Linked DNA regions of Mus musculus: regions 2, 3, 4 and 5 are each linked to region 1. The links are chromatin loops, found by intact Hi-C in ENCODE. Cell type or tissue: heart. All regions are shown on one strand.

Evidence for each region. Hi-C counts contacts between places; a loop is a spot of excess contacts. Peaks named below come from ENCODE experiments on the same cell type or tissue, not always from the same donor. Only the 100,000 strongest peaks of a DNase experiment are listed, where the experiment ranks them.
Region 2: it touches region 1 in a loop (9-fold over the local background); 22 of 42 quality-filtered maps call a loop at or near these places.
Region 3: it touches region 1 in a loop (4-fold over the local background); 6 of 42 quality-filtered maps call a loop at or near these places.
Region 4: a loop joins it to region 1, with 2.8 times the contacts of the local background. A loop is called at or near these places in 8 of 42 quality-filtered maps.
Region 5: a loop joins it to region 1, with 2.8 times the contacts of the local background. A loop is called at or near these places in 21 of 42 quality-filtered maps.

Annotation. Positions count from the first base shown.
Region 1 is chr10:41,828,050-41,833,049 of GRCm38, reverse strand. All of the region lies in intron 1 of Sesn1 (sestrin 1), which reads right to left. Among named protein-coding and RNA genes, the nearest start is that of Sesn1, 20 kb to the right of the region's middle. In heart, a CTCF peak has its summit at 1,988 (motif pointing left); a DNase peak (open chromatin) is centred at 1,999; H3K27ac peaks cover 615 bases.
Region 2 is chr10:41,957,597-41,962,596 of GRCm38, reverse strand. The region is part of intron 10 of Armc2 (armadillo repeat containing 2); the gene reads left to right. Gm33058 (a long non-coding RNA gene) reads right to left here and starts at 3,690. Exons shown (of 3, transcript XR_380266.3): 1 at 3,359-3,690; 2 at 1,053-1,173. In heart, CTCF peaks have their summits at 2,401 and 2,604; DNase peaks (open chromatin) are centred at 2,626 and 3,576.
Region 3 is chr10:41,930,608-41,935,607 of GRCm38, reverse strand. The region is part of intron 12 of Armc2 (armadillo repeat containing 2); the gene reads left to right. Among named protein-coding and RNA genes, the nearest start is that of Gm33058, 26 kb to the left of the region's middle. In heart, CTCF peaks have their summits at 475 and 1,926; DNase peaks (open chromatin) are centred at 647, 1,817 and 3,477; H3K4me3 peaks cover 1,150 bases; H3K27ac peaks cover 1,421 bases.
Region 4 is chr10:42,029,129-42,034,128 of GRCm38, reverse strand. No RefSeq gene overlaps it. Among named protein-coding and RNA genes, the nearest start is that of Gm51798, 12 kb to the left of the region's middle. In heart, CTCF peaks have their summits at 2,916 (motif pointing left) and 4,472; a DNase peak (open chromatin) is centred at 2,938; H3K4me3 peaks cover 647 bases; H3K27ac peaks cover 757 bases; H3K27me3 peaks cover 1,764 bases.
Region 5 is chr10:41,885,676-41,890,675 of GRCm38, reverse strand. The region is part of intron 1 of Sesn1 (sestrin 1); the gene reads right to left. Among named protein-coding and RNA genes, the nearest start is that of Gm33058, 71 kb to the left of the region's middle. In heart, CTCF peaks have their summits at 2,095, 2,911 and 3,168; DNase peaks (open chromatin) are centred at 915 and 3,335; H3K4me3 peaks cover 2,061 bases; H3K27ac peaks cover 1,298 bases.

The DNA.
Region 1 (5,000 bases):
TGTTACAAAGTAAAAGGAGGCACAGGGCTAATGCCTTACAAAGATCAATATGCTATTATCTTTATGTTACTGACTGTAAAACAGAAGCTTGGGGTTGGGAGAAGAGAATAGGTTGGCAGAGAGGCACAAAATTATAGAATTCCCAAAAATAATGTTTGAGAAAAAATATATATTTAAGTTGATTTAAAGACAATATAATGCATATATGAAACACAATGTAATGTTTATATATGTGGATGCATATATAATGTTTCTGTGTGTTAAAAAAAATAAAGTTGGATTGCCAGGTGGTGGTAGTATACACCTTTAATCCCAGCACTTGGGAGGCAGGGACAAGTAGATCTCTGTGAGTTCAAGGCCAGCTTGGTCTACAGAATAAGTTCCATAACAGCCAGGGCTACACAGAGAAAACCACCAGTCTTGAAAAAACAAACAAACACAAGCCCAGAAAGCAAATACAACCAATCTAAACAAAACAAAACATTAAAACCTTTTTAACTTAAAAAATAATTCCCCAAACAAGACAAACATCAACAAACTAAAACTTAGAGCACTAACTAGCTTGCCCCGTAGAGCGTTAGCAAGAGCCAGTGTGTGTGCACAGCAGTCTGGCAGGGGCAGCTCTGGACCGTGGCGTATTTGTCTGTCTCACATTACCAAGGCTGCAGCTGTGCTGTGCTCAGCTCTGTCCCACATTCTGGAATCAAATCTGAAACTTTCTGCCTGTGACCTGCATGCCTGGGAGACCTGCTGCTTAGCTAAGAAAAGTTCAGCCCCATGCAATGAGCATCCTCGTCAAGAGCAGCAAGCTGGTGCTTTCTCACGAAAGTGTACTTTTGCTGGCTTAAGGCTCTCACATTTCAATTGTAAAAAGTCTTCTCTAACAGTTTCAGGAAGTAAGTGTCCTGTGCATGTGGCAGCTCAGGTGGTCTGCTGCTGTTCTGAGGCAAGGTCTCAGGTAGCCCAAGCTGGCCTTGAATTCACCTAATGGCCCAGGATGCTCTTCAACTTCTGACCTTCCTTCCTGTACCCACCCCCAAGTGTTAGGATGTTGGGCATGTACCACCACACCCAACTTCTCAATTTTTTTATGGAGGGTACTCTTTGAAAAATTGATACACTTGGGTTTTCCCCCAAAAGTACATGCAAGAATACACTGTTTTCTCTGTAACTGATGGGTCACACAACATCCTAAAAAGCCAAAATCTTCAATTTGAACCATTAAGCTGTAGCCTCTCCCAGAACAAGTCTTGGCTTTGCTTCCTGGAAAACAAGAACAAGTCTCCTTTGGTAATCAGTTTGGGGCAGTTAAGACTGCCCACTACTCTCTGCAGAGAATGTGAGGTCCATTCTCAGATCCCATGTCAGCACACTCACAACCACTATACGCATGTGCACACAGACAGACAGACAGACAGATGTGCATGTGCACACACATATATATACATAGAGCGAGAGACAGGGATGGGGGAGAGAATGTTTGCTTTACTGGTTTCATGTTCTCATCTTCCCAGAAACTACTCTCCAAGGAGCACATATGCGTTGAGCCCAACTGTGTACCTGCCCAGCTGGATGGTCTAGTCAGATCATCTACCTCTCCAGCTCACGCTCCTTGTGTTGAGTGACTGGATAAAAGCAGCGAGTGCATGCCACAGGCCCAAGAACAGCATCTGGGGGGGGGGGCGAGTTAACTAGACTATGGGCTCTGAGGTCAGCAGTCTTCTCCACCTCTCTTCCACACAGATACCTGTGCAGGTACCTGGAACAGTCTGAGACAGTAAGTGAAAGAGGAGATCAATACTATCACCAGTTAAGCTTGGATATTTAAACTTGGAATTATCTCCTTTCTCCTTTCAGACTCCCTCTAAAAGAAGACAACTGAAAACACAAATGTTCTTAAGTTGTACACACATCTTCTCTTGAGGCCTACAGCATCAAAATTGATGACAAACTAGACTTGAGTTGAGTCAGAGTGCCACCTAGTGCTCACAGCAGCTAACTGCTGAGAACTCAGGAAATGTCCTTGGTGAACAAGGAGGCAGGCGGGCACAAAAATGTAAAGTGAGTGGAAAACTGTCATTAATGGCCAGAGTCTTCAAAAGAAAGGTAACTATAAGGAAAATCAGACATCTGCAGCTTTAGACGCTAGTACATGCGCGCATACATATGTACCATACTAGAGAAAACTTACTTCCGAGTACCCTAAAGTTCTACTTCCTGCAGAATCATTCTGTGAATAGAATCTGGTGCACAGCATTCCCCTTGTATCCTTGGCTTCTCTTTCTATGGCTTTATAATCGCTAGTCATGGTCAGCCATATCCAGAATCAACAATGCGTAAATTTTAAATCACGTGCTATTCTGAGAAGTGATCTCATACCATGCTGCCAGGCCTGTGATTTACTCTTTTCCAGAGTGTGCATGCCACATGCCACATACACTACCCACTCAGTATCTTTTTAGTGGCCACCTCAGTTTTCATAACAGCTGCTGGCTCCAATGTAAGGCTCGCAGTGAAGTAGTGCATACCCAGGAGCCCATAATGTCAAAACACCCAACTTGTTCAGCTCAGGCACCTTATCACTAGTATTGTTAGCATCTTCTGAATACTCACTGGTAGTACCATCTGAAATCTCAAAAAGGGAGAGTTCTAGAAGACATTAGAAGAGAGGAAAAACACATCCATATAGCTTTAATTACAACAAGTAGTTGTTCTGTTATTGTTGTAAACTTAGGTTTACATTGTAGGTACATGCTGAGGCAGGAAGATCAAAAGTTCAAGGTCAGCCTGGGCAACTTTGCAAGACTTTGCTTCAGATTCAAATTTAAAAATTGGGAGGTGGGAATGGTGGTACTTGTAATCCCAGCATGTGGGAAGTGAAAGCAGGAGTATAAGGAGTTCAAGGTCATCGTCAGCTATGTAGTGAGCTTAAGGCAAGCCCGGGCTACATGAGGCCTTGTCACAAACAAACAAATGGAGTGCAGCTTGGTGGAACAGTCCTTGCTCAGAATTCCTTAAGTGGCTGCCTAGTACTGTACAAAGCTAGGTTTGATGGTTCATAGTTATAATTCCAGCACTTGGGAGGCTGATGCAGGAGGACTGTTGTAAGTTCAAGTTTAAGGTCAGCCTGGGCTACATAGTAACTTCTAGACCAGCCCATGTTTGTCTCAAAAATACCAATTAAAATTTATAAACAGCAAATAAATTTGAAAATGGTTTAATTTTTGAACCATTGGGATGACTATACTAAAAATGACATGAGAAAATGTTTCTTATTAAAATTAGTATTCTCTATAATTGAAGGAAGGCCCTTACTTCAACATATTATATGTAGTGGGATAAAATTTTTCAAATTTCTATCAATTATATAATAATTTCTGGTGGTTCTGAAACAACTAAAGATGATAAAGATTAGGGCTTATAGCATAAAGAAATTATTTTACCTCCACCTTTCAGACATGACTAAGTTGATAGTAATACACAGCAGTGTTTTAGTTAGGGTTTCATCGTTGGGAAGAGACACCATTACCAAGGTAACTCTCATAAAGAAATATTGAATTGGGACTGGCTTACAGTTTTAGCGGTTCAGTGCATTACCATCATGGTGGGGGCAGGGCAGTGTGCAGACAGGCATGGTTCTGGAGGAGGAGCCGAGAAGGCTACATCTTGATCCGACGGCAGCCAGGAGAGGACTCTGGCTCACTCTGATCAGACTTAAGCATGTATGTGGGACCTCAAAGCCCCACCTCCACAGTAACACATTTCCTCTACCAAGGCCCTCTCCCAGTAAGGCCACATCTCCTAATAGTGCTACTTCCCAAAGGCCAAGCATATTCAGACCACCACAACCAGCTTCAATTTGAGAAGTCTATTGACTACAGAAATCTGATTGGTAAAATATTCAACCCCATTCTTTTTTTTTTTTTTTAACTTGAGGATGCTTATAAAAGTCTGAGAGTTTTTCATTCATTTTCACTACAGGTGAGACTTGATGTGTATCTCATTATATAGCCACCAAATGGTGACAGAAAGACATCTGCCATTTCCTGCCCTTTGGCCAAGAGCAGACTGGGAAGTTTCCCTGAACTACACAGGCATGAAGGAGAGCAATGTGTGTAGGGAGGCAATGAGGAAGAGGAAGATGATACCAGAGGCAGGTAGACCTCTCCTCCTGAGTCTTGGTGGACCCTAGCAAAGGAGGAGATAGGGCCTGAGTTCAGCATCCACTGGTGAAGATGGCAGAAAATTCTTTATCTGGAGATTGCTTACAAGTGTGGGAGGAGTCAGATCAGTACCATACTAACCCTTTGATATTACGCTCTTCATTAACTCCTCTCCACACACGTACGGTCAACTGTAGCTTTCTCCACAGCATGGAGGGAGAGCCCTTCCTCCCATGCCCTAGTCCCAGGAGAGGTTGTTACAGTAGGCTACTTTCAGACTGCCTCCCACTGATCCTGCCTTACGGTATTCTTCCCATGCCATTTGCCCTTCAGTAATCTGCTGACCTTGAGCAAGGGCTGGACCTCAGCAACAGCTTTGAGTGAAAAGATTATGACTAAAGTGAAGCTTTGTCTCCTTCCAGATTATGTTGTGAAAAACTGTAACTTGTATTTTGCTGATAGTCTCTAGCTCTTCTCACGTATTTCCTGATGAAACAATCGGAGAGGCCCACATGGTAGTCCCTGGCCAATTCCATAATTGAGACCCTCTCTATATCAGTTCTCAAGGAACAAAATCCTAACAGCAATTATGTGCACATGGAAGCAGACCATACTCTCCTGAGCCTTCACACAAGATTATAGCTTTTGCTAATTTGAGATCTTAGCTGCAGTACCATAAAAGACCTTCAAGGAGAGGTCCAGCTAAGCCATGCCATAGAAATCTCAAGATAACAAATATGTGTGGTTTCCAACCACCAAAAGCATTCTGGATCAGTAGGTTAAATTGAGTTGTTAAAGCTCTTCAAACTCGCCAGAGGGACTGCAGCTAGTGAGTGA
Region 2 (5,000 bases), 130 kb before region 1:
GGGATTTGAAATGTGCTTGTCAATTAGTGAGGATGGATTGATCCTTTGGTGTGCTCGGAGGCGTCGGGAGGACATGTTAGAAATCAGATTTACACCCTGACTTCAAGATTCTTAAAATATTTATGATGATTATTAATTTTAGATTTTGGTCCTCCATTTTGAAAGGATTGTAAAAAAATAAAAAAATAATCTCTTTTGGTCAAAGACAAGGCCAGACCATGTTTTAGCAAGGGGCACTTATAAAGCACTTTTCTTTTTTTATGTTGACTGAATTTTGGGTCATTTGTGGGGTTTTGTTTTTGTTTTTGAAAGTAGTTATTTCTGATTACACAGTGATGGTCATTTCTGTTAAAATGTAGGCGATATAAGGAAAAGTATAAAAGCTATCCGAGCTAGGAGTGCGGCAGCACACACTTGTAATACTGACATACCTGGGAGGCTGAGGCAGGGGGATCATAAATTCAAGGCCAGTTCAAACCTATCTCAAAGCAAAACAAAACAAAAAATAAAGATGTTTTTATCCTGAGCTATATGGACATACCTTCAACAACATAGTCTTTGTGATATGTATTCTCAAATGAACCTATGTACACCAGGCTGACCTCAAACTCAAAGAGATGTCTGCTTCTAGAGTGCTGGGATTAGAGGCATGTATTAAAGATACACCTGGCTCTAATCTGCATGTTTTTCATTTATTTATGTATGTATTTATTTATTTTTATTTCATTTGCACTTGTGTTGTGCCTGCATGTGTGTCTCTGTAAAGATGTCAGCTCCCCTGGAACTGGAGTGAGAGACAGTTGTGAACTGCCCTGTGGGGCTGGGAATTGAAGCTGAGTCCTCTGATAGAGAAGTCAGTGCTCTTAACCACTAAGCCATTTCTTCAGCCCCTCTAATCTGTATTTTTAATAGTCAGTTTGTTTCATGTCACCTCTTCTCTCTTGGTTTCTTCGTGTCCATTCAGACAGCTTATATTGTTCACAGTATATTTAATACTTTTTAATAATCTCATAGGTTTTAAAAATGGGACAGTAAAAATTCTCTTGCCTTACCTCTATCAGCTTACTTTTCACTGTTTCACCGCTGTGATAAAGATATGCCCATGTGGTGGGTTGAATGAAAGCGGTCTCCATAGGCTCATATGTTTGACTTCTTGGTCCTCAGTTGGTGGAACTGTTTGGGAAGGATTAGAAAGTGTGGCCTTGTTGGAGGAGATGTGTTGCTGAGGATGGCTTTGAAGTTTTAACTCTCTCTCCCTCTCTCCATCTCTCTCTCTCTCCCTCCCTCCCTCCCTCTCCCTCTTCCTCCCTCTCTCTCTCCCTCTCTCTCTCTCCCTCTCTGCTTGCTCCCTGTAGGTCAGGTTGTAAAGCTCTCTGCTGCTTCTTCAGTGCCATGCCTGTCTGTGTCCTGCCATGATTGTGGACTAACCCTCTAAAATTGTTAGCGGCCCCCAGTTAAATGATTTATTAGAGTTATTAGGAGTTGCCCTGGTCATAGGTTCTCTTCACAACCGTAGAACAACAGTAACTAAGACAACCTCAAATTCTCAACCATGCTGATCTTTGTTGGATAGTGTTTGTTTGTTTGTTTCAAGACAAGATTTCTATGTGTGGCTCTGGCTGTCCTGGAAATCACTCTGTAGACCAAGCTGGTCTCAACCTCTGAGATCCACCTGCCTCTGCCCCCTGAGTGCTGGAATTTGAGGCAAAGTCTCTCTTTGATTATAATTTTCTCTCTCCATCCACCCAAGTGCAGGGATTACAGGCATGGACCTCAGTATCTGGCCCCTTTTTAATGTCACAGATTGGGCATTCTCGTCTAGTTGAAGACATTTTTCCAATCTGTTATATGTCTGTGGTACCATTTTATATAATAAAAATAAAATCCATTGATATAAAGGAACATTTAGTGCTATCAGGAGCAAACATATGTCAGATCAAGAAATGAGGGCACGGAGCTGGAGAGATGGCTCAGCAGTTAAGAGCACTGACTGCTCTTCTGAAGGTCCTGAGTTCAAATCCCAACAACCACATGGTGGCTCGCAACCATCCATAATGAGATCTGACACCCTTTTCTGGAGTGTCTGAAGACAGCTACAGTGTATTCACATATGTTGGGAAAAAGAAAGAAAGAAAGAAAGAAAGAAAGAAAGAAAGAAAGAAAGAAAGAAAGAAAGAAAGAAAGAAAGAAAGGGAGAGAGAGGGAGAGAGAGAGAGAAAGAAAGAGAGAGAGAAAGAGAGAGAGAAAGAGAGAAAGAAAGAAAGAAAGAAAGAAAGAAAGAAAGAAAGAAAGAAAGAAAGAAAGAAAGAAAGAAAAGAAAGAGAAAGGAGGGCACTAGGTAGGTGTGGTTGTTAGGGCCATAATGTCAGGTGTTTGAAGCCAAAAATTTTCAAGTTCAAGGCCAGTCTGAGTTAAATAACAGGCTGTAGTCTCAAAGAATAAGCAAGCCCTACTTCTCCCTCCAACTTGAAATCAGATCCCTGCTGTGCTGTTTAGCTGCCCCACCCCCACCCCCTTCCTGCTTTTTATTTCCCTTTTCTGGGATTAGCCCTAGACCTACTGGGTCAGCCCTTCCATTCAATTTCCTCCAAGGGGCACTGTAGAGCTTCACACCACCCACCACCTTCACATCACAGCTGGTTTGGTTGTCTTCAACACCTTTCTCTGAACCTAGCATCTGGTAGAGACTCTGTGGGGACCACAGTCTGCACCCCGTATCCTATGGATCTGGAGAAAGTGAAACTCACTGTTGCCACTTGAGAGCATGCCCCTGCCGTGCACACCACTTGATTCGAGCAAGCTATCACCATGTTTGAGTGTTTACAAATATGGGTAGAAAGGGAGTTTGTTTTACAGCGTGTCATTTGCAGAATCCGCAAAACTGGACAGTCCTTCCTATTTAATTAAAACAAAAATGTTGGGCTGGATAGGCCAAGACTGTAAGCCCACCATTTCAGAGACTAAAGTAGAAGACTCCTAAGTTCAAGGCCTGCCCGAGCTATAGACAAGACCCATGCCAGAAAAGAATGTTTTAATCAGGGAAAGAAAACAGACAAGAAGCTGTTCTATACTGAATGCATAATAAAATGTAAGCAACATGGCTTCACCCCAAAATACTGCATATGCAAACACACACACAATTGAGACCTATACCCAACATGGGAAACAGCAGAAATACTTTCTCAAAGCAACCTTTGTCCATCTGCTAGGATGGAGAGTTCCTTCACACCCAGTTTTTAATGGCATACAAATTGTAGTGATTTATTGTTCACTGAACGAGACAGCTATTCTTCACTTAGGAACTTCCCTTCCTGTAAAGGAATGCTTTATCCGCCAGAGCAACTGGCCGCTAACTCACCTGACAGGAGAGAGCAGGCATTGCCTTTCTCCTCTGCCTTTGCTTGGGAAGAAGCAGTTTCCCAGTGGCTGCTCAGACTGCTTCTCCAAGGACAGCAAGTCTGGAGATGTGAGGAGACTCGGCGGCACCCACGATCATATAATGCCTTGGGTTCTGAACTATGGAAGGGCGGGGCTCATCACCATGGCTGGAGGATGAGTTTTATAACAAGCCTTCCAGTGCTGCATACCTCCCCAGGCACAGGCTCTGTCTGTGCCTAGAGTTTCACAAAATACTATACTGTGACGGCAGCTTACTTTAACAAGAGGAAAGGAGAAGCGGGACCAGGACAGGCTTGGATGAAGCCACCAATCAGGAAGGAGGGTTAGCGTACACAGCAGGGCCAGGAAGAATATGCTAAAGATATTTCCTCTGCAGCCAGGAAGATCCAGGGCGGGGAAATAAGGATCCACGCGCACTGTTTGCCGAGAACCGCTTGCTTGCCGGTATCTTAGCATGTCTGCTCAGCCCTGCCGCTTCTCCGTACTGTGAATATAGTCATCGCGGCAATGAAGAAATGCCTCTAACTTCTAACACGCAGTTGTGAAACCCAGTGTTAGAACTTCATCACTTAGTAATTTTAGCCTTTGACATGATCTCTGGATGACCTGGAACTCCTGGTGATGCTCCTGCCTCTGCCTCTCCCAGCTACTAGAGTTATAACTGCACACCCCGCCCATTCTTTGTCAGTGGTCACTAAGGCATCTCTCGCAGACTCCTTATTTTGGCACATCAACATTCTGTGTAATCTATACAACCTCCAAGTTCTCTCCTGTCTTAATGGGGCATGATTATTAAATTACAAGGATGGATGGGTGGTGGTGGTGCATCCCTTTAATTCTAGTGCTTGGGAGGCAGAGGCAAATGGATCAAGGGAGTTCAAGGCCAGCTGGGTTTCCAGGACAGCCGGGGCTAAAAATTAGAAAGATCAAGTCATACATCCATTTATCCTGAAACAAAAAGACATCCAGGTAGTAAATAGATTCCCAGTAATGAAAAATAGGCACAAGCTAGTGTTGGGGTGGGGGATGGGCAGGAGTCCTTCCGGTTGGGGAGAAAGCCATGGTAGGAAATGCTGTAGGCAGACCCCAGCAGGCTTGTGAATTAGCAGCACGTTCCTATGCGTGTGCGTATGCGGACTGCCATGAGATCCTTGGGAAAACTTGGCTCTAATGTGTTCATGTGTGCAGTGACGCTGCATGTTGTTGGTGTCTTATGTTTCTGCCAGACTGTATTCACCATATGCGAGACAACGTGAAACCTCTTGGGTTACCACAGGGGCTTGGATTCAGGCACATATGTGGTCTCAGTTGGGCAAAAGTCCAAAGAATGAATGTACTTTTACTAATAGAGAAGGACAGGTTTAGCTGAGGTTAGGAACAGTGCCACTTTGACTTTTCACTTGTGGGGCCCCCGTCTGTGGTCTCTGACTGTGTTCGTCATTTCCCAGCACCAGTGCGAAGTGAACCATTTTGCAGTTGAGATAAAACGTGAGGGACTTGAGGGATGGATAGCCCGCAACCGAGAAATAAAATAAATGTGTTTACAGACAAATGCCAAATAGAATGGCGGAGCAGGGGACAGGAGTTCAAAGTCTAGGGCT
Region 3 (5,000 bases), 100 kb before region 1:
GGTGCTGAGGCAGGGCTAGCTTCTGAGGTGCCTCTGATGTCAGCACTACTACATTTAGAAGCCCATCACAGTATGTGTGGGTTTGAATTTTGGAAGAACATAAAGGGATTTTCCCCATCTCTTCTGTAAATATCTACTGGGCAAGAACTCTGGTAGAAAATGCCTGAAATAAGACTTATGTAAGGGGCAGCCTTTTACAAAGGTCACACGAAGTTCACAAAGAACAATCCTTATCTACATTAGCCGCCCCGTCACCACGGATCCTCCTCCGCCTCTCCAGCTCTCCCACTTTTGGACAGGGCAGATTTCTTTCTTTCTCCTTTTCTAAACAGAGCTACTAAATGCGGCGGGATGACAGGCAAAGCTTGGCAAGCAGGGTCCGGCATCACCAGACTGGCCCTTCTTGTGCTGTATTTTTAAAGTCAGCCTCTTGTTCTGCATAGTTCCACTCAGACCTGGAGGGTGAGCCACCCCTCCAGCCAGGCATGCAGCATGAGCTCTGATTTGGACAGCTCCGACATCCTGTTGCAGGAAGAGAGAGACCTGGAATGGCTGGAGATGGGGCGGCAAGCAGAGCGTCCCACCCTCCCCATGTTTCTAACTTGGGCCAGGCATTTAGCCGCGCAGAGATAACCCACCCTCCCTTCCTCACATCCTCTTAGCAACTGTGCTGGATTGGTTAGGAAGAGCCCTCCACCCCTTTCCCCTGGTGTCTTTGTGTGGCAACTTGCTTCCACTGGCTCTCTGCCTCCTCCCTGGCAGGAGTGTGCCCTTTGGCTGCCTTCCCAGCCTCTCTGCAGGCACATTCCCAGCGGTGCTGGGCGAGCGAGCAGGCAGGCGAGCAAGTGAGAGCATTTGGCTGAGTGAGCTCCTTGTTCAGCCTTGCCCTCGTTCTGCACCCCTGACCGGGCAGGCTCAGTGGGCCGAAGCTTGCTCATTCTTTCCAGCTCCCACTGTTTTTGTCCTTGTGGAACGGGCTCTTCCCCCACTCAGCTCAGAGCCCAAATGCCTTTATGTCTGTGCCTTAAAAAAGAACCCATCGCAGTAAAAGTCTAACTGTTGCCCTGGTGTTTTTGAGGGGGAGCCACATTCAGAGGTGTGGAGTGTGGGTACTCAGTGAATAATTGCTGATAGGGTGGCTGGGTTGGCAGTTGGATGGGTGGGTAGGTGGTCATCTCTGCCTTCAGAATGGTCTGCTTAGGTCTGCAGTTTTGAGTCTGTGGTCTCTCAGATTGGTCTGATTATATATATATATATATATATATATATATATATATATGAATGAATGAATATGTATTCTCTCAGGCTAACCGTCAACCCGCCGCCAGTGCTGATAGGATAGGTAAATCAGTATTTTCTCAGAAGTCTGCAGCCTGCCTTTGGTGACTTTTATTCTTTAGCCACCTGTAAACTCAAATGTTTAGGTTTTATTTAAGGGTGGAAAGTCGGATAAAGCAAACTGGAAATCCTAACTCAACTCTAAGATGCAGGCAGTTTTAGCCAGTTTAAAACAGGGTGTCTTGATTAATTTTCTGGTTAAGGGCATGGGGAGTGTTAAATTTTCAACCCCCTTTAACTTAATTCTTAAAGGTCCTTCTAAAATGTTTTCCTAGGCTGGATAGGAGTTGTCTCCTAAGTATGAGGAGTCTGTGGAACATAGTTTATTCCTTCTGTGACAGCTTGACATCAGTCCTTTGCCTGTGGTCAGCATCATGCACGGGGACTATTTTAGGGTGCCGTGTGAGAATCATGTGTCCACTCTGGCTGCCTGTGGGTGGTAAAGCACTATCAGTCACACGGGGCAGATGGCTGAGTTGGATGCTCCTTAGGGTGAGGGGACAGGCAGTGGATGCTTTTGAGCAGAGGAGATTGCTCTGCTCCTGAGATGAAGAGATTCCAAGTCTCCTCCTGCAGTGCACAGACCGGCCACCAGGGGCGCCTTTCACAAGAGAAGTGAGGCAACCAGTTTGAGAGGTTGGTGAAGGGTCAAAGATGCCCGGTGCAGGCCTTTAATCCCAGTACTCAGAAGGCAGAAACAGGCAGATCTCTGTGAGTTTGCAGCCATACAGGGCTATGTGGAGAGACCCTGTCTTAAACCCCCGCCCCCTGAAAAATGCCTCAAGTCTGTGGGACATTGGAGGTTGAGGGTAGTTGGGAATGAGGTATTGAAGTGCATTAGCATGCTCAGACAGGCCCTGAGTGCCCCTCACCGTGTCCTTCAGTCTCCAGAAGCCTCAGTTTCCGTACGTCAGGGTGGGGGTGGCAATCTCTTGTTGGCTTTAGGCCAATATCCCTCAGATGGAAGAAGGTAGCTCCCATAGTAGCTCCTGCTGTTGCTAATGCCCTGGAGCTGGTCACAGACCATTCTGTATAACAGTGTCCTCTTCTGTGTCCTTCCATAGTTAAAGCCATTTATTTACAACTTGTGGGGCCCATGATGTCTTAGCAAAGTGCATGTCTGTTAGGGCGTACCATGCTGCCAGGAGGAGGACATGGCTGGCTTCCTAGAGGAAGGTCGGCTTCTTACGGGAGTGTGCTGCTGGTCTGTGTTCTGGTTGGCTATAGCTGCTGATCATTCCATTTTCAGCAAAACTAGGAAGTCCGTATGAACTGGTTACTCTGCCTTCTCAGGGACGTTGAAAGCCTCTCCAGATCCCTTTTCATTTTGTTATTTCAAAACCATGTCATTGTGTGAGTGTGCACCGATGTGTTGGTTTAAAAAAATATTGTGAGAGTGGAGTGCTGTTCTCAGGGACTGGGGAAGAGTAAGAGACGGAGAGCCATGTGTTGAAGGAACTGCTTCTATGGTGAGATTGCGGGTCTGTGAACCTGGTCATTTGTCATTCGCGATGTATTTTGTTGGGTTTTTTGTTTTTGTTTTTTTTTTTGTTGTTGTTTTTCGAGATAAGGTTTCACTTGTAGCTTTGGCTGTCCTGGAACTCACTATGTAGAGCAGACTGGCCCCGAACTCTGAGATCCTCCTGCCTCTGTCTCCCAAGTGCTGGGATGAAAGGCGAGTGGCATTACACCTGACTTTCTTGTGATATTCTCTATAAGGGTTTATGGGATTTGTCTTGTTAGCTAAGAACTACTTTGTATACTTCAGGTGGGTTGGTCAGGGCAGCAGTAGATAACCTCTGTGCAGCTCTGGTTTGGTGGTGGGGGGAGACTCTTCAGGGCAGGAATGAGAGCGCAGGCCACTTAAAATGAGGCTATGGTCTCACAGAGACCCTTCCCTAGCTTCCAGTCTCAGGACTGTGGCTGAGCCACGCAAGCGCAGGTGCAGGAACAGCCTTCCACGAGACTGCTTCTGTTTTGGCCTATTTTGTGCTCCTGGCTCCCTGGAAAACATATTTTCAAGAGGTGGGAAGAAAAGACGCCACAGTCAAAGGACAGAAACAGTGAGGGGAGCAGGTGGTGGGAGCTGGGTGCTGCAAACGGCGCAATCTGTCGTCCCCGTTTGTTGATCTCGCATGCCATCCTTCAGTTGGCACTGCTACTGCCAGGAACCACCCCCTCCCTTTTCCATCCAGCAGGGAGAGAGGCATTGTGACAGTATTAACTCTTCCTTTCCTGAAGCCACTTCAAACTGAATCTTCTTCGTCACGCCATGACCCACATAGACGTTAGAACCAAAGATATTTAGATGTGTTAAGGACTTGGGGGGTGGGTTAGAAAAAGCAGCCCTTGGTCTGCCCAGATGAAGTCACAGGCTCTGGGATAAACGTTCCTGGAAGCTGAATAGTGAGAGGTAGAGGAGGCACCTGGGCCCGAGAGGGGAGTGAATGGCTTGGTCCTGACAGTGACCGAGCAAGACCAACGAGCTGTTTGTTAGATGCCCCTGACAGCATTTTAGATCACTTACGATGTCTTTGCTGTCTCTTTAATGTTTCCCCTTAGGGTTGGGAGAGCCCCTCCAGGGAACACTAACACGGGATGCGAAACGGAGTAGGAACTTGCCGTCTAGGATGAGAGCAGGAAAAGCTTTGTTCAGATGGCAACAATGGAAGTTTTCATGTTCAGTGACTTGGTTCATGTGTGTCTATTAAGCCTGTGGGCAGGTTAGTTCTGGTTTTATTTTTGGCAACTTGACACAAGCTAGGGTCAACTAGCAAGAGAGAACCTCATCTGAGGCACTGCCTCCCTCAGACTGGGCTGTGGGCAAGCCTGGGCTGCTTTTTTCTTAGTTGATGATTGGTGTGGGATGGCCCAGCACACTGTGGGTGGGACCACTCTTGGGCTGCTGTTCCTGGGAGGTATAAGAAAAGTGGCCGAACATTAGCCTGAGAGCAAGTCAGTAAGCAGCCCTCCTCCATGGCCTCTGCTTCAGTCCCTGCCTCCAGGTCCTGCCCTGACTCCCCTCACCGATAGACCGTGAAGTGGAAGTGGAAGCCAAAGGAACCCTTTCTTTCCCAAGTTGCTTTTGGTCATGGTTGGTTATCAGAGCAGAGAGGGGCCTGCCTAGAACACTTTGGACCCCTGCCAGCACATCTGAAGGTCCATGTGTTGGTTGCTTAAGCTACTGCTACGGTTAATATTGATCATTACAGAGAGAGAGCTTGTACAACATCAGTCAGAAGGCATATCAAAGTTTGCAGCAATTCTGCTCACAGTTACTGCCTTGGAAAATAGAAGGCAGAATTTTCTATCAAGGAACTGAGTTCTTGAGAATCCTGCTTTCCTCTTGCCCCTGGCCTGGGTGTTGGAGGTCTGTCTCCTCAGCTCCTTTCTTTGAGAGCCTGGGGGGGGGGGGAGGGCCTTTCTGCGCTGGGAGTTGCTTGAAGGATCCGTGCAGTGTCTCAGCGAAGTCCTGTGCTTACTAGAGAGTTAAGGCCCGAGGGCTTCAGCATCTTTGGGGGGTACAAATGGCCGGGCATTTGACACCATCTCACTCCTTGACACTAAGCTCCATGAGATCAGGGTACAGAGACCTTTGAAAGACTGCCCCATCCCTGTCTGTATAGGAGTGCGCACAGCCAGTGTCCATGCAGGAGTGTGCA
Region 4 (5,000 bases), 200 kb before region 1:
CCATCAGTACCCAGGTCAGCCAGGCGTGGTGGTTCATGCCTCAGTTCAATGCTCAGGAAGCAGGGGCAAGTGACGCTCTATGAGCTTGAGCCAGTTGGGGTCTACATAGCTCAAGTTCAAGGACAGCCAGGGCTATGTAGAGAGACTCTGTGTCAAAAAGAATAACTGCAGTTCATCTTTCTGCTCTGCCACTATACCCTAGTCAGTCAAATAGCTGCCTGCCCAGCTCCAGGCTTCAAGTCCCTGAACACTACCACTCAGAGGCAGAACAAATCAATTATTGTGTGTCTTAGGTCTCTTTGTAATAACTAAGAAACTTTTCCAGGAAATCCCTCAGTGATGTGTCCTCATGACTCATTGGTCGCAGTCGGGCTTCGAGCCTCTTTCATGAATTGCCATCAAGGAAAGGGGGATTTCCAGAGCTGATTGAATCAAGATGGCTAGGAATAAAACCAGCCTCCCTGCAAGCTCATGGCCACAAACTGTGAACTGGACCAAGCTGGATGAGGTTCTATTGGGAGATAATTGACATTTGTCACATTTGTGGTTCTCAACATTTGAGGACTTTGCCACCTTGTATGAGTCTTGCTCACAAGAGACAGCAACACAAAAGTTTTAGAACCTTCCAAGTCGATGGCAGGCATGATTAGTGTATAGGTGGGTCAACTGGACTTCACTAGCGAGCCACAAAACCCAGCCAAAGTGAAGCCTTGGGTGCTAGGCCAGATACTCTGGCGAACGTGGAAGAGCAATGTAGAGAGAGCGAGGGTCTGCACAAGTGAGTGCTGACATGCGCACTGCATCTACCTTGTAAACAGTGGTGTGCTCAAGTTGGGCAGTTTGCGTACAGTTCTGCTTTAAGCGACCATCGAGCCCGTTTTCTAGACTCTTAGGGGAGTCAAAACTAGGGGATTTGTCCCTAAACAAATCTCCTTCTGGTTCCAACTAGAGAGACTCTTGCTCGCCACCGGAAGTTCTGCAAGGCGAAATGAAACCGGGTACGCAAAGCATTGTGTCTCTGACGCAGAGGACCAGACGTGTGACGTGACAAAATGCCAAGGATGTGAGCTCTCCACAGTACATCGCAGAGTACCACTGGTGGAGACAGAATAAGGCAGGTCTGGGGAGTTCTTCCCTGGGGCCAAACTCAGCTTCCCTTCCCGTGCTCAAGCACCCTTTCTCTGGAAACCCGCCCTACTCTCTCCGCAAGCATTTCCACCGAAGACCTTGGCACCCAAAGAGCCTATACCCCATGATAGATGTAATTTAATATCATTTTGTTGTTAGATGTATCTCCAGACGTGGACCAGGTCATTTAATATTGCATGAGGGGAATGGGGTTGGAAGGCGGGGTAGGGGAATTCCAGACCAGTGTGACTAAACTTAAATTTGAAAGTTTTCAATACGAAATGCCCAGTGCATTGGAGTTTGTATCCTTTTACAGGTAACTAAAAGGGAATGTCCCCTCCCTGCAACAGAAAAAATAGCAACCTTAACAATGTTTTAAAGAACAGAAGGAAAAACTTCATTGTGATTCTCCTCTCCTGCCTCAACAAAGCTACTGGCAGGTACCCTTGACCGCTGTATCATTTACCTGACTCAGTTCATAAAGTGGATGGATACGCTGCTGTACTCCGCTTAGGCCACCACCCTCACTAGACATGCAGAGGCCGCTGGCTTACACACATTGTAACATTTGTGTTGTGTTTAACGGGTCCAAAGTGTCCTTCTTTCAAACCACTTTTAGAGCATCCTTCTTTTAGGTTGTTGATGCCTATAAATGTATCTCCCTCGGGCTGATACCACCTGATACCACCGTGTGGTTGCTGCCGCTGCCAGATCAGCGCCCCCCCCCCCCCCCCGATTTCAGCAGTGGGGCAGGTTTGAAATAGCATCTTTAATAAAAGGGCAATGGGCCTTACCGCTGTTTCCTTTTGTAGATTTTAGTTATTATTGGGGCTTTCCTGGGGTTCTGGCTCTGAACGATCCTGTCAGGCATTGGCTCAGTGTTTCTCTGCTATTCAGAGATGGCACCAGGCCCATGGGGTTGAGAGTGTAATACAGATGTGTGCGTTATCAGGAATGTTCCAAAAAGCACCTCGTGGTTTTCTCTGGGGTTCATTTTTGTTTGTTTGTTTGTTTTTGTTTTCTTTTTTTGTTGTTTTTTCTTTGGGGGTTTGGGGGGGCTGTTTTGTTTTGCAGAATTAACCCTTTCAGGGGGGTTATTGTCCTCAGTTGTCTTAGTTATGTGACAGGAAGGCCTTAGGGTGGGGATCTCTTCCTTCATCTGGAAACTTAATTTCAAATCTTACGCTTACTGCATAATGAAAAATGCCCAGGAATTGTGTGAAAGTAAGGATGAGCTGTTGCCCTGACATCTGAAAATTTTGAAACAGGTGACTATTACAGAAGCCTATTAGCTTTTCGGGACTCCCTTCCCCACAAGTTTTAAGTCAATGATCCCTCTTTCTTCCTATATTTTCTCTGCTGCATATATGATCAGTGACCTTAAAAAGCAGTCATTCAAAAACTATGTTTGGCAAACACAGCTTAATTTTCAAGTCTGGTGCAGAGTTTCTCACAGAGAGCTGGGGCCCTGAAGACAGAACGCGCTCTTTTGAGCTGCATTTTGAAAAGGGAAGGGAACTGTAACTCATTCCTTGTGGTAGAGGACAAGCAATGACTCTCGGCAATGGTCTGGGGCTCCGACCTGCCACTGCCACCGTAAAGACCCGGCTCGTGGGGCTCCGACCTGCCACCGTAATGATCTACCTCCGTGGGGCTCCGAACCGCCACCGCCACCTGGCTCCATGCCCTTTCCCTCCTAGCCTCCGAGCAGCTTCTCTGGCTGCCACGTGACCCCAAGAGGCCATTTCATGTGTTCCCACTGGGTACCACCTCTGCTGTGCCCTCTGGTGGCCTTGGCTCACCACTGCTGCTGCCTCAGCAAAGTTTGACCTTGGCGCTATCAAGAGCCATCTCTCCTCTCTACTCCAGCCGCTCATGGGAGTCCGGGTGCCTGCTGACGCTGCTCCAGCCGAGAGGGAGTGATTTGTCTCCTCAGCTGGCCACAGCAGTCCACCCTGCTCCACTCTCCAGTAGCTTACACACTGAGACCCTGAAAACCACGCTGGTTCCCCAGGCCCTGCATCATTTAGGTGACCACAGTATACCACTGCCTCAAAAAATATTTCTCCTCTTTTCAACAGTCCAGACGAGATAGACCAAGCCAAAGAATGAAGCTTAGTTATTACACCACATGTAAGAGGAAACTCAAAATAGATCAATAGCTTATGTCAAGAGCTAAACCAATAAAACTTTTAGAAGAACACAGGAGGAAAGCATCATGACCTTAATGAAATGGGGTCTTGGGTCTGGGATCAAACGCAGAAGCAATACACAGGGGCTGGGGTAAATTAGACCCTAACAAATCTAAGAACCTGTAACATTGAAGGATTTTATCAAGAAAGTGAAAATAACCACTAGGGAATGAGCAGGGTGGCAACTCAGACAACAGTCTGAGCAAATCCCAGCACTTGGGAGGCAGAGGCAGGTGGATCTCCAAGTTTGAGGCCAGCCTGCTCTACAGAGTGAGTTCGAGGCCAGCCAGAGCTGCCCAGAGAAACCCTGTCTCAAAAACAAACAACCTCTGCCCCTACCTCCCAAAACCCAATAGAATGGGAGACTCTGCCAATTCCACACGGGATGTTGTGTGAATATTCCTCAGGAGGTGTGACCAAATGTCTGTTCACTACAGTTGGGGCACCAAGGAGAAGTAAGGAAACCACTCCCCCAAAGTCTTACTTGCTGAACAAATGAGTTTATTACGGTTATTGGCAGAAGCATGGGTGACCAGTTCCATCACCCAAAGTCTCCTACCCCAGCTAGCAGTGCATGTAAGCCACATCCAAGAGCCTGTAGCCCAGTTTGTAGGCAGCAACACCAAAAAGGCTCCGCTCCAGGGCAATTGCTGTGGGAGGGATTGTGTGTGAGGCTAGTAGCTTTCTGAGCTTCCTGTAATGTTCCTGAGCTTTCTAAGCCTTCGAGTTTTCCCCTTCCTCTCCCCAGAACAGAATGCTTCAGTTTGGAGAAGATAGCTGCACAATCTGTAGGAAGGGTCTAACGTCCAAAATAATAGTCTTCATTTCTCAATAATGAAAAAGCAAACAAACAACCTTTAAACTATCAAAGCACTTGGGTTAGCATTTCTCCAAGATACACACACACACACACACACACACACACACACACACACACACCCTGATATACATATAAAAGGATACTCAATCAGTATCATTGATCCCAATGGAAATGTAAACTAAAGCCATCTTCAGATCTCTCCTTACACTCACTAGGATGGCTATAACCAAAACCAGACAACAGGAAGAACTGTCCAAATGTGGTAAATCGGAGCACCCGTAGCTTACTGATGAGAATGTAAACTGTAGGCTGCTGTGGAGAGCAGTTTGCAGGTTCCTGACAATGTTAAGTACGCCCCCGGGTGGTGCAAGCAGAGAATTGACTCCTGTGAGGTGTCCTCTGGCTTCCCCATGCCCACTGTAGCACACGAGTGTGCCCTACACACACACACACACACACACACACACACACACACACACACACTGGCACATAAATGCACAAATAAATGCAACTGTAAATGTAATGCTGAGTACAGTCAGGAGTAGTGAGGCAGGCATGTAGGCAGCACTCGGCTTGTGGAGGCGGGAAAACTACAAGTTAGACACAGTGGTCAGCCTGGGCTATATGGAGAGAGCCTGTCTCAAAGCCAAGGAACAACAAGACAGGAAGTTCACTGACTTATCTTGTCTGTTTATTGATGATACAACCCCCATTTCAGGAGAGGTTAGCCTATAGCAGTGAAGACATGCTTCTCAGAAGAGCTGAGGAGAGCCTGCACAGGCAGGCCCTGGGGTTACTGCCCTCTAATGCATTAGGCCACGCCCCTCTGGTTCAATCAGTTTCCACAGTCATCCACGTCT
Region 5 (5,000 bases), 58 kb before region 1:
ATTTCCATGCACCATCTCCTGAGAGAAAAAGAACAGAGTAGGAAAGGAGGTTTGGGCCAAAATAAGGACTTCTGTTAGCAAGTTTGTAATTCCCATGAGAGCATTTAAACTCTTAACTGGGCAGGTCTAATGTGTAAGTAAGGTGTAAAGAGAAGATGAGGGAGATACAGCAGCAACAGTACCACATCTACATCTACCTCATGATACCTACAGAAGAGTTTACAAAGCTCTTGGGGGTGTGCAGTCTGAGAATGAAACTGCTTTTTAGTTTTCTGCTTATTCCTTAACTGATATAAAGGGGCAAAAAAAAAAAAAAAAAGAAAAACAAACAAACCCATATAGAGCTAATAATGGTAATAAAAAATTAAGAGCAGCAATAGCAGCTGACATAGCATGCTAGGAACCGAGTACTGTTTTAAGTACTAGTATTTACAAAAAAGGAACATATGATTTATGATATTGAAATCTACAAAATGTATATGTCTTTTATAATCTTTATGAAAAAGAAGCCAATGTCTTTAATGCTTTATTAGTGTGAGAGCCCAAGTCAAACTGAATGCATTTTCTAACTTCCTATGTAGGTTACTTTAACTATTTTCCCTTCTGTAGTTGTGAGAATTCAATTAGACTCTGAGCAAATCTTACAATCCAGATTCTAGGAGGCAGACCTGCCAAGAATAAAAGTTCTTGTTGAACTCAGATGCAGATGGCAATCAGCATAAACCTCACAGGTTCTCTGTGAAGACATGGCTGGAAAAGCTAACATGAGAACTAGGACTCCCCACCCCTCAACAATACTAACACCAATATCTGAAAGCCATGCCCACACCAGCACCTGCTTCCTCACCAATGTACAACAATACTGATTAATCCTCAGAAGATGGACATTCTGAGTGGCGTTGACAGCACACAGAAACAGTACGTCCTGTGCCACCGTGTGAACAGTGCTTGTGGACCAAAGCCCTGTCTAATCACATGCTTTGCTTATGTTCCGACGACCTTCATCAGCCTCCTTAAGAATGATTGACTGGCTACAGATTAAAGACTTTCTATGAGGTGTCAATCTACCTACTTGAAAAATTAGGTGAAAATCAGTAAACTATTTGAAGCATGTTTTTTCTTTGTCTACTTGATGCATTAAAAAAAGCCCATCTAGATATTTAAGACTATATCTTATAACACTGATGTCAATCTTTTTTTTTAAAGTTACACAAGTAGAAAGTGCATTTCTTTCTTTCTTTCTCTCTTTCTTTCTTCCTTTTTGGTTTTGTGTATGTGTGTGTGTGTGTGTGTGTGTGTGTGTGTGTGTGTGTGTTTGAGACAGGGTTTCTCTGTGTAGCCCTGGCTGTCCTGGAACTCAGAAATCTACCTGCCCAAGTGCTGGGATTAAAGATGTGTGCTACTACTGCCCGGCAAAAGTGCATTTCAACAAGGCAAAGAAAGCAAAATGTTTTATAAAAAGTGAAAGTCCTAACCCACTCTCCCCTTCCGGGAGAGTCCTTGTCTATCTAGAATTATGTGGATGTTTTAACATTCAAAGTATTTCAGAAGAATTGAGGAGCTAGAAGTGTTGTTTATATGTAGATTTTTTAAACTACAGCAAAAATGTACTAAATTTCTTCTGTCATTAACACTGCTAAGCTATTTAAAAACACGGGAAGTTAGGTACCTCTTTGTGTGTGTGTGCTCCATGGACCATGGTTTAGAAAAAGAAAAACTTCCTGACTTCAAAGTCCTACAACTGGGTTGGAGACATGTTCGGTGGTACAGAGTTACCTAGCATGTACATAACCCTGAGTTAGATGGGGAGGAGGAGGAGAACAATTTTTGGAAACGTGCTACTTGAGAACTGTGCCAATGCTTCCTTTGTAAAGTGACTAGTTTCCCATGATACACCAGTCCCTAGTTTATTTTACATGCTAAGTGTATTAAAGTGAAATACAGCTATGCAAAGCTTTCTAGTTTGTTGAATACAATTTCACAGGCACTATCATAATCAATGTACAAGCTACTGTGGATCTTTGGAAATTCTAAGTCTGAGCTGAGGATATTGCACAAAAACGCTGTCAGCAATAAGAGCTGTTCAGCCATGACCACTAGGGTTCGTTTCTAAGAATGGGAGCAGATGGATCTAGGGTGGCCTGCATACACAAACCATAAATGCTAACTCAACACTTCCACACTTTAAGCTTCCAGAGCAATGGTTTATGGTTTATTTATTGACACTGAGTATAGAACCCAGAGCCTTTCACATAGCAGACTACCACTGAGCTTTAAAAATTTATTTCTGAAGGTTGTTTTTGGTATGTGTAAACAACCAGCATGCAGTATATCCATGAACATTAACAGCTAGAATCCCTTTATGGAGTCGTTTACATTTTCATGACTATACATAGTGCACCGATTAATTGGCTATTAAAAAAAACTGGCCTGTGTCATTTTAATGGGCAGAGTAACAAGGAAATTATTCACATTTAGACTTCTTGAACTAAGACAACCCAACATATGATTTCAATTCCAATTTCAGTATTGACTCTCATCCTTTTAGATTCAAAGCCTTTGAATGTTCAACTTTTAGCAATTTTAAAACATCATCCTATTTGCACCATTAAAAACACACACACACACCATCTCAAATAGTTCTGCAGGCCTATTCAGGCACAGCAGGGATGGCTTAATAAACAAGGGCAAGAGCTGCGATGAGCAGCACAGGTCTTGACGGCGTTTTTTTTTTTTTGTTTTTGTTTTTGTTTTTAAATTCCATTTAACCGACTCAAATGTGGTTCTAAATGAACGTCGGCGAGGGAAGGGTGACTGAACAATCAGTTATGACCGAACGCCGGGGGGAAATCCACAGGCTGTTTGCCCTGAGACTTCAGCTCTGCTGCTCTGACTTGTGCGCACCGGCAGGGCACAGCAGTCCTTATTCTGTTCCAACACCTCCCCTTAGGTGATCTTGGGGTGCAGTCCCTTCCTTCGCCCAGGCCGCGCAGCCCTCGGGGGCGTTTGCGAAGCTACCGGTGCGAGCTAGTGTCGGCGGTGCTCAGCCCCACCGCCCTCAGCCCTCGCCTGCCCAGTACCTCGTCCTGGCCGCGGTCCCCGCCGCACTGGTGGCAGCTCAGCAGCTCGGAGACAGCCAGCGAGGCTGCGTACGCCTCGTTCGACGCGGCGGCCAGGCGCATGTCGAAGGGACGGCTGCGGCCGCGATCTGTCGCTGCAGCGCTTCAGTCAGCACCCGGCGGGGGCGGGGCGGGCGGCTCCGACAAACAAGACGCGAGGCCCCGCCCCACGCCCGTCACTCCACTGCCCGGCGGGCGCGCCCGCCAATGCCGGCCCGCGGGGACTCGTAGCCCCACCCCTTGGCGCTGGGGTTGGGGGAGCGTGCGGACCAGGCCAGCAAAAACAAGCTTGAAGGCCAAGCGCCCAGCCTGAAGCTGACACTCAGTTTGGGAACAGGCTCGCTGGGTGGAACCCTGGCTGGAAGATGCAATGTGCATCCCGGGACTCAGGGAAAGGCAACCTAGTTTCCCATCTCCTGGGCTAGGGCCGGGCATTTACCCATAGGCAGTCAGCAACGTCACCTAGCCGGGCCCTGGCAATACCAGGAGAAATCCTTACACTGTACAAGCTATCGAACCTTTTTCCTTTTTGATGCCCAAATGAGGCAGAGTGGGCTGCAGAAGCAGGAGACCATGGTCTATATGCAATGTGAAATTTATTCTTGGCAAGCGATGTAGAAACTATAAATATTTTCCTTGGCACCAGGTCTCCCAATTGTCTTTCCTCAACAACTATATCCAATGGCATTACAACATCTAATATTCCCTCACAGATACCTGTGTTACAAATAAAACCCTCTGCGAAATCGAACAAGTAACTTGGAAAAACTGAGTTTAAGACATAAATCATTGACATTTTTAGGTCCAGAATCTAAATCTTGTGCCAATACTATTTCCTTCCTTTGGTAGCTTTATTGATTTCTTCAGAGAAAATAAAACAAACCTTGTGCCAGACGTGGTGGCGCACGCCTTTAATCCCAGCACTCGGGAGGCAGAGGCAGGCGGATTTCCGAATCCGAGGCCAGCCTGGTCTACAAAGTGAGTTCCTGTCAGCCAGGGCTATACAGAGAAACCCTGTCTTGAAAAACCCAAAAACAAACAACAACAAAAAACAAACCAAAACAACAAAAACCTTGTTAAATTAGATCTCTTTTTTCTATGCTTGTGTTTTCAAAAGTTTACATGTTCAGGTTAAGAAAAGAAAAAGTTGGAACACACTCAAAAAAGGAAATATATGGAGCTTAAATGACTAAACACTGACAGACACAACTAGGGCTTCAAGAGAAAAAAAGTTTCAGTCTTGGGAGGTGAGGTTACAATGTGTCAAAGAAGACTGTTACACTTTCAGCTCTTGAATCTTCATATTTTGAAAGTCACATGTTAAAAAATCGTTACTCTTTCTTTTTCTCCTGCAGGTAAGATCAATTGTTGCAACTTTTTAAAGCCCTCCCCCCAAACTTTTCTTTCTTTTTTAACTAAGAAAAGCAAGCTGCTTAGTTAATAAAAAGAGGAGGCCAGGTCTAAGCTCTCTTTTGCTGAAGAGCCACAAAAATAAATGATACAATCAAATCTCTATTTAGCCATAAACAAACAATACAGATCCATTAAGCTACCTCTCTTGAATGAACTGGCAGGAAATGAGTAACTTAGAGAAATGAATTTACTTGATATGTGGGGTTGAAATTTATAAAAGCTAGTTTTAAAACGAGTAAAGCTATGAAAATTGATGACTCTCCTAGCAGGGTATGCCATGTTTATGAAACTATTAAAATTGTTCGCTACTGCAAAAATAGTGCTTACCTTCCTATTTACAAGACACAAAGGAAAAACATTAATTCAGCTAATTCCAAGATGGTTTAAAATAATAAAGTGGCACATTAAAGTTGTATATTGCATGTAAAGTGTCTAATATTTAGAGCTTGATAAGTACTTATTGGAAAA